Linked DNA regions of Homo sapiens: all the other regions are linked to region 1. A link is a loop called in an ENCODE intact Hi-C map of the cell type or tissue named here. Cell type or tissue: chondrocyte. All regions are shown on one strand.

What was found. Peaks named below come from ENCODE experiments on the same cell type or tissue, not always from the same donor. Only the 100,000 strongest peaks of a DNase experiment are listed, where the experiment ranks them.
Region 2: it touches region 1 in a loop (1.9-fold over the local background); 4 of 110 quality-filtered maps call a loop at or near these places.
Region 3: it touches region 1 in a loop (4-fold over the local background); 2 of 110 quality-filtered maps call a loop at or near these places.

The regions. Positions count from the first base shown.
Region 1 is chr6:19,835,760-19,838,259 of GRCh38, reverse strand. ID4 (inhibitor of DNA binding 4) reads right to left here and starts at 890. Exons shown (of 3, transcript NM_001546.4): 1 at 65-890. The coding sequence starts at 505. In chondrocyte, a CTCF peak has its summit at 1,400; DNase peaks (open chromatin) are centred at 99 and 1,119.
Region 2 is chr6:19,321,963-19,324,462 of GRCh38, reverse strand. LOC105374961 (a long non-coding RNA gene) reads left to right here and starts at 2,178. Exons shown (of 3, transcript XR_926561.3): 1 at 2,178-2,270. LOC107986575 (a long non-coding RNA gene) reads left to right here. Exons shown (of 2, transcript XR_001744014.3): 2 at 1-1,400. In chondrocyte, CTCF peaks have their summits at 1,344 and 1,551 (motif pointing right); no DNase peak of the experiment used is centred here.
Region 3 is chr6:18,748,496-18,750,995 of GRCh38, reverse strand. The region is part of intron 1 of LOC105374957 (a long non-coding RNA gene); the gene reads left to right. Among named protein-coding and RNA genes, the nearest start is that of TRQ-CTG1-1, 86 kb to the left of the region's middle. RefSeq lists an enhancer at 1,284-1,578. In chondrocyte, CTCF peaks have their summits at 1,289 and 1,489 (motif pointing left); no DNase peak of the experiment used is centred here.

The DNA.
Region 1 (2,500 bases):
CCACCACGCCACCAACCTCCCATCCCCCGCGGCGTCCGCCCACGGCCGGCGCCCGGCCTCTCACCGGGTCGGTGTTGAGCGCAGTGAGCGGGGTCCGCGGCGGCGCGGCTGGACAGGTCCCGGCCGGGTGGTGTGGCGGCGCGGGCGGTGGTGGCTGCCTCAGCAGGGCCGGGTGCGTCTCCAGCGCCAGCTGCAGGTCCAGGATGTAGTCGATAACGTGCTGCAGGATCTCCACTTTGCTGACTTTCTTGTTGGGCGGGATGGTGGGCACCAGCCTCCGCAGGCGGCTATAGCAGTCGTTCATATCGCACTGCAGGCACAGCGCCGGCTCGTCGGCCGCCGCCTCGGCCGCCTTACAGCGCGCTGCCGCCGCCGCCGCCGCCGCGGCTGCGGAGCCACCCAGGCTGTGGCCGTGCTCGGCCAGGCAGCGCAGCGCCAGCTCCCCGCCGCCGCAGCCCGACGGCGCCTTGCGGCCCGAGGGGCGCACCGGGCTCACCGCCTTCATCGCGCGCGCCCTGCGCTCTACGCGAGCGAACCCGCTGGGGCGAGCGAGGGAGGCAGGCAAGCTCCGGGCCCCGTCCGCGGCCGGCTCCGCTCCCTTTGCCTCCGCGCCCGGCGCGCTCGGGGCACCGCGACACTCCCGAGCCCAACAATTGACGGGAGGGTCGCTCTGGGTTTTACGAGGGAATCTTTGCTCAGTGGGCGACACTCAGCCCGAGCCCAAAGGAAAAAAAAAGCAAAAGCACCGGAAGAAAAGTAGCCCACCCGGGTGTCCTAGTCACTCCCTTCGGAGCTCCGACTAAGCCCGATCGCGGCCGCCGCGCTCCCCTAGCCCGGGATCACCCCACTCCCGGTACTACTCACAACCGCGCCTCCTCCACTACGCTCTCGCCCGGCCCGCCGCGCAGCTGTATTTATAGAGCCGTGCGCCCCGGGGGCGGGACCAGCGCGCGGGCCGGGTCGCAGCGCGAGCCGAGCGGAGCCCGCTGGGCGCGCGGGCGGGGGCGCGGAGGGAGAGGCGAGGGCGGGGGCTCCGGGCGGTGCTGGGGGGCGGGGAGTCCGGCTACCCGAGTGGAGGAGTGGGCGGGGGGTCTGGAGTGGCCAGCCAATCAGGCGGGCAGTGCCACCTCGGGGAATGACGCTCGGGCCAATGGGAAGGGCACTCCATTCCGTCAACGCTGTGGGTCGGGGTTCTGAGAAAAGAGAGCTGAGTGGGAGTCGGGCCAGGCTGATGTGTGCCCAAGGGAGGGGAAAAGAGAGAGCGAAGTTCCTGCGAAGAACTGCGGGAATGTGCGGCCGGAATTCACTCTCCACCGCCCCCCTTATCCCGACTAGGCTGCTGAGGGAGCGCCTGGGCCCTGCTCGCGGATACCCTGCCACTCCTAATAGCACGGCGCCCAGGGACCCTCCGCCACCCATCACTCCATCCGTGGGATTCCAGTGCCTTAAGAAAGACGCGCTGTTCAAGAAGGCACGTTCATTCTGTTCTATATTTCCCTCCTCCGTTTCATTATTCGCCTTTTCACATTTGCCGAAACCATAATGATGGAATGGAATGTGTAGCCTTTCCGTTTTCTTTTTAAAAAATGCTAAAGCTTAGCAAAAGTAGAAAAAAAAAGAAGGAAAAGAATGCCGAATCGAATGCAGGTTTTTGGTGAAGGGAATATAAATAAAACAAAAACGTGGGGGGGGTTCTTTTACCCCATCTAAATGCAAAAGTGGGCTCAAGAAATGCAGTTGCCTTGCGCATTCAATTAGAGCACGTAAAGATTAAAAATGCATGGACACGGAATATTTAAAATTCCATTATGACATATAATATTAATCTGTTTTATGTAAAATTCATACCTGTAACTTAATTTAGGCCATTAATGCACAGCTTCACGTATTAGTCAGCGTACCCCGCTTTAAATAAGGTGATGAGAATGTCCAGAGTCGCCTCCTTTGACAGCAAAGCATTAAAATTCACACTTCCAGTCTCTGGGATCCCGCTTGGGCCCCACCCTGCAAAAAAAAGCCTGTTAATTAAGGGCGTTTTTGTGTTAGATTTCTTAGAGAAAAGCTGTCCTTCAAGGGTTCAAAATAAAATTGCACAATGAGCTTTGGTGGAGCATTGTGTGTACCCTTCAAGAAAAAATTGAGCCCTTCAGATGAGAAAGGTGCATAAAAATTCTCAGACAATGGGGAAATGAATTTTGAGTGCCTTCACTCTACAAACCCTCCCACCTTTAGACACGCTTGGAGATGAATTAACCCAAGAATTTTCTTCATTCGTGTACATGACATGGATTGGTGTCTTCATTTTCATAGATAATTGAAAGAAAGAGACATGGACCTCATTTCTTCCTGTCTACCCCTATATGGACTTTTTCTACATCCATTCCCAGAACTGAAATACCTGCACCAGGCAGATATTTTGTTTAGCTATGTCAGTGCTTTATGACTATCGCACTATTCCCCAGAGCACATTCCTTTCTCCTGATGAAATGAGGAGCAACTA
Region 2 (2,500 bases), 510 kb after region 1:
GTCAGAAAAACATGAAATGAGAAAGAAAAGCATAATCTGAGTGAGTTCTCTCTCTTTTTTTTTTTGTTTTCTATGTTTATCTTTCCACAGCTTTTTCACTGGCTCTGTTAAAAAGCAAATATCACTGCAAACTTCATTTCATTTTCTCTCAACAGATGAAATAAAGCTTGTTAAAATGTTTTTCCCTTCTGTCAGGTGCAAACTCCATGTTAGCAGGTTTGAAAACTTTCACATGTTCAGATAGCAATGGAGGTTTTAACTTGGCCAACATCAACAAACAAACCATGAGTCCCTCACGTGTGCAATGCTTGCATAGAATGAAATTGAGTATGAGCATGTTTGCCAACCCTACTACAAATGGTTTATTTAGAATAGTAGAATGTGAAAAATACAGATTTATTTTTAATAGCTAGTACCATGATGATTATTGATTTTTTCTTCCAGATTATTAATTTAAATAGCAAAATTATGCTACATGTTTAAAATATGTCTGTATCCTGAAAGTACTTATTGTAAGCTTAAGCCCAGTCTTATTTCTAAAAAGATAATTTGTAGGAGGTATAATTTTCATTTGTATTCATGTATATTAATATATTTTTTGGTGTTACACTGTTGCATGAGGATAGCTGTAAGGTCAGGATATTTAGGAAACCTCTGAATTGAACATTGAGCTTGTGGATCTAATATTTAAGTAACTGGTTTCTGTCTACGTACTCTTTTCTCTTCCGTGGTAAGCCCTGCAGGCAAGCTCACTTCTCTATGTTCTCAGTTGTAAATGAGGAAAGTAGGACGAGGTATGGAGCTGGAGGGTAAATGGCAGAATAGAAGACAGAGTGCCATTCTGCGTAAGAGCACCACCTTTTGTGTTTGGCAGGCTTGGTTTTAGTCCTGATTTTTCCAGGTCCAAGTATAATCTGGAGCATTTCTCAAATTCACTAAACCTCAGTTTCACCTTCTGTAAAACGAAGCTATTTCATTGAGTTATTTTGGGTTACATATGTAAAATTTACAGCCAAATACTTAACACTCAAGTCTGTCAAGAAACAATTCCAAATATTTTATAATAAATATATAAAAAACTTTCACAATTCATGGAATTTACTTCTTGATTAGTTGCCATGGTCTATGGTTATAATGAAATGTACTCTTGGCAGTCCTGGATAGAGAAGCTCTTGAACCACAACCACAACCATTACCTTGGAGATGTCGAAACTGCCCTTTTCCCCGAGACCATCATTAGTGCTTTCCACGAACCTGGATGATAACCTCACGTTCACCTTTCAAAGCCAAGAATAACAAGAGAATTGAATGTAATGATAATGTTTCTTCTTAAAATTATGCCAAATCCGACTTAGTTGATGTGAGTTCTGCTTTTTAAATTAAAGAAAGTACAAAGTCTATTTTGTGGGTTGGCTAAAAGGGCACTGGTTAAAGAAAACAATGGTTATTTGTTTCTGATGTACAAATGATCCACACAGACACATCTTTAGATGAAACCCCAAATTCTTTACTGGTTGGGTTCTACAAAGAGTGACAGTAGTAATTTGGTGAAGCAGCAGGGGGCAGAGGACTCTTGGTGGTAAGTTAACTTGATTCTACTTTGAAAACTCTGATTAATTGTGCATAGCTGTGCACATACACACACCACATAAACAAAATTCCTGGAATCTGACTGAACCTTATTAAAGATTCATGTCCCTGTAAGTGTAGAGTATAAATCCTATTTAATAAAAAGAATCCTTGTGCCACTGGTAGTAATGTTGGCTAGTGTTGAGAAGATAAAAAGAAGAGAGGTAAAAATAAATATAATGATCAGCTTTTTTTGAGAAATTATAATCTATTAAACTCTAATAATAACTCATTATTTTTTCTTAATGAATGCATGCAGAGGAATTCTATTTCTAAGTAAAGAGTTATAATTATATCAAACCAGCACAATGATTTATTGAGTGTTTACTATGCGGCACAGACTCTGATAGGCACTTTAACCTACACTATTTAATTTAATCCTCACAATGACCCAGAACATAGTATTATTCTCCCTGTTTTCTAGATAGAAAAAATTTAAAAGCCCCCAAATGCACAAGTAGCTCAAACAAGGTCATGTAATAGGTAAGACAGAAAATCTGCATTTGAACCCAGGTCTCATGATTCCAAGTTCCATATTCTACATAAGCATTGTTAGATATGATTTAACAATAATGTATAGGCTTTTTTTTTCATTTCTCCTTTAGCAACACAATGACTGTCAAAGAGCTCATAAGAGATTGGTCAGTGAAACCCTTAAGCTTCATTTGGTCCATCTGTAAGAATTTGGCTCAGTAAATTTTTGTCAAGTACATATTAGGGCGGTAATCACTTGAATTATTTCTTGAGCATTTATAAGTAATTGTCCAATGCCATAATCTCCAAAGCTTGTTATCTATTAAACCTAGGTGGAGGATAAGAGCTTACAATTAGCATCCGAGCAGAGTCTCTCCACCCACCAGGTCCAAAATTT
Region 3 (2,500 bases), 1.1 Mb after region 1:
AATGAGAAGTAAAAGCTTTAGTAAAAGTTGAAGCCCTCATTCAAAGCTTTTATAATAGTTTCAGGCTTCTTCTCACACCACAGAGCTGTAATTCCAAGTTGCTTATGATGTTGGCAAATGGAAAACTGAGAACTTGGTGAGCTGATAGACAAAGAGTATCGACAGGCCAGTAAATGTTTAAGCCCACTCACCGGGATAATTCAGCATTTGTCTTTGTGAACACACAGTATAGCCTAGGTTTTGAGAAACTAAAACTCAAACCATGAAACTCTCTTCTCCTTTCTGCCCGCAGCATTTCAGCGTTTGAGTGGGCAACCCAGCCACCTGTCCTTCTTCAGAGAATTTATATAGCCCCTCATTTTGCCTCTCATTGCATTAGATAATGAAGTTAAAACAGACTCTCTTTCACATTTGGGATGAAAAATCACCAAGCTTCTATGCAGAAAATTTCTTTTCTTTACTCAAACCTCTGAGGGATCCAGAATGGCATTTTCAGGTGACATGGACATGTGCAGGTCAGCGAGGTCAGGAAGAGAGCTGACTCAAACCGTTTCTTCTTGACATTGACCTGCCACTACATATTAACATATAAAGAGCTTATGAGGACCTGAGTTGAAAATACTTCCATTTACAAGGAAGTAAACTGAGGCTCACAGAATTGCAGCAGCTTACCTGAGAACAGAGGCAGGACCGAGCTCAAGAGGCAGAGGTGGCCCTGGAAGATGTTGAAAATCACTTTGTATTAAGCCACTCTGCAACTACTTAGGAATCATATTTTTAAAACGTATTTTATTAACCAGAATTCAACTCTACCTGTAGCTCCGCTATTCATAAGGATCATCACAAATTGATTGTTCAATGTTGTATTAATTCCTATTACACATTTTCATGGCTAAATATAGAAAAATAATGACTTTCACATTTTTTTAAATGAGAGTGTAAAATTCTTGAATGCTAGAGTGACATATATTTAAAGGCACCCGAGAAATTAGTCTGCTGATTTTCCATGTCTTATACATCCAAAATCTCACAGCTCAAGTTTTCATTTTCACCATGTATTTTGGCAGCTTCTAAGATAACCCCAAATAATTACACTGTTTTCTTAGGGCTGTTAGAATAAGGGTCTATATACTCCTTATACAAACCTACAACAGTTTGAGTCTTCACAAATCAAATCATTGAGACTACACACCCACACAGAAGCTATAATGAAAGGAGTTTATAAATAAAAGGGTTTTTTACCACCTACTCTCTGAACCATCATATTCCTCTGGAAGGAAGTTTTAAAAGAAAAAAAATGAGAGAAAATGGCTGTGTGTGTGTGTGTGTGTGTATGAGAGGGAGAGAGAGAGGGAGAGAGAGAGAGAGAGAGAGAGAGAGAGAGAGAGTGTGTGTGTGTGTGTGTGTGTGTGTGTGTGTGTGTGCGCGCGCGCACGCGCGCGCAGGATCAGATTGCCCTCTGGTGGACAGTTTATTTCTTCCTTCTTTTAAGATACAACAAAGGAGAAAGAAAAGTAACAATAAAAAAACAGGGAAAAAGGAAACTAGAAAATTAAAAAGCAGAGGAAAAATTGGGAAAGGAAAGAATATAGAAAAGAACAAAGTCAAGAAAAAGGAATGGAACTAGGAAATACTGGTGAAAGACAATAAGGAAATCAAGGAAAAAGAAAGAAGGTTGAGGATCGTGAGAAAAAAAAACAAAGACCAAAAACTGGCTAGTGTCACCTTATACTTAATCAATCCTGGAATTATTTATGGAGAAATAAAATACTTGTAATTACAAATGCTAACTATATCTGGCATTTTAACTTGTTAAACGTTTTCAACATATCTGCTAACTACATGCATGTAAAGTAAGCTTTAATAGCAGCTGTTAGACTTCATGAGAATTGGGGGAGCGTTTTGCAGAACCTAACTGAGAAGAAAGTTTAGAAAAGAAAAACTGCTTTTCTTTACACTTTTTAAAAGTTGCATATAAATCCCAACCGAACATACAAGTCAAGACACGGTGTGCTTTGGCATTTTACATATTTACCATAAAAAGGGGTTTAAAATGTGTACTTTTTTTAATGTTATTGACTGATTGAATAATTTGCTCATAGATTTTTTAGCCATTTGGATGTCTTGAGAGGGAAAAACCACAGGTTAAAATATTATAAAATTTAAGATAAATAAGTTTTAAAAATCCAGTTTGTTACATAAGGAGTACCATAGACAATTGTTTTATTGACAACTGCCAATGTCTCCCACTCATTCTATTATAAAAGTTTGGAATGTGTAACATTTATGTTAGCTAAGCGGAAAGAAACATTCAGAGGAAGCTCAAAGCATCATCCTCATGCCCTCAAACCTGCATTTACCAGAAATACCTGCAGCCAGGGCCACGGCCCCTCTGCCCAGGAGTAGACATAACACTTCCACTGCCTGCTGTGAGCGCACGCTGCAAGGACCCAGAAGAGCAGCTCTCAAGCCCAGCTCCTAATCTTTTCTCCTTAGCCTG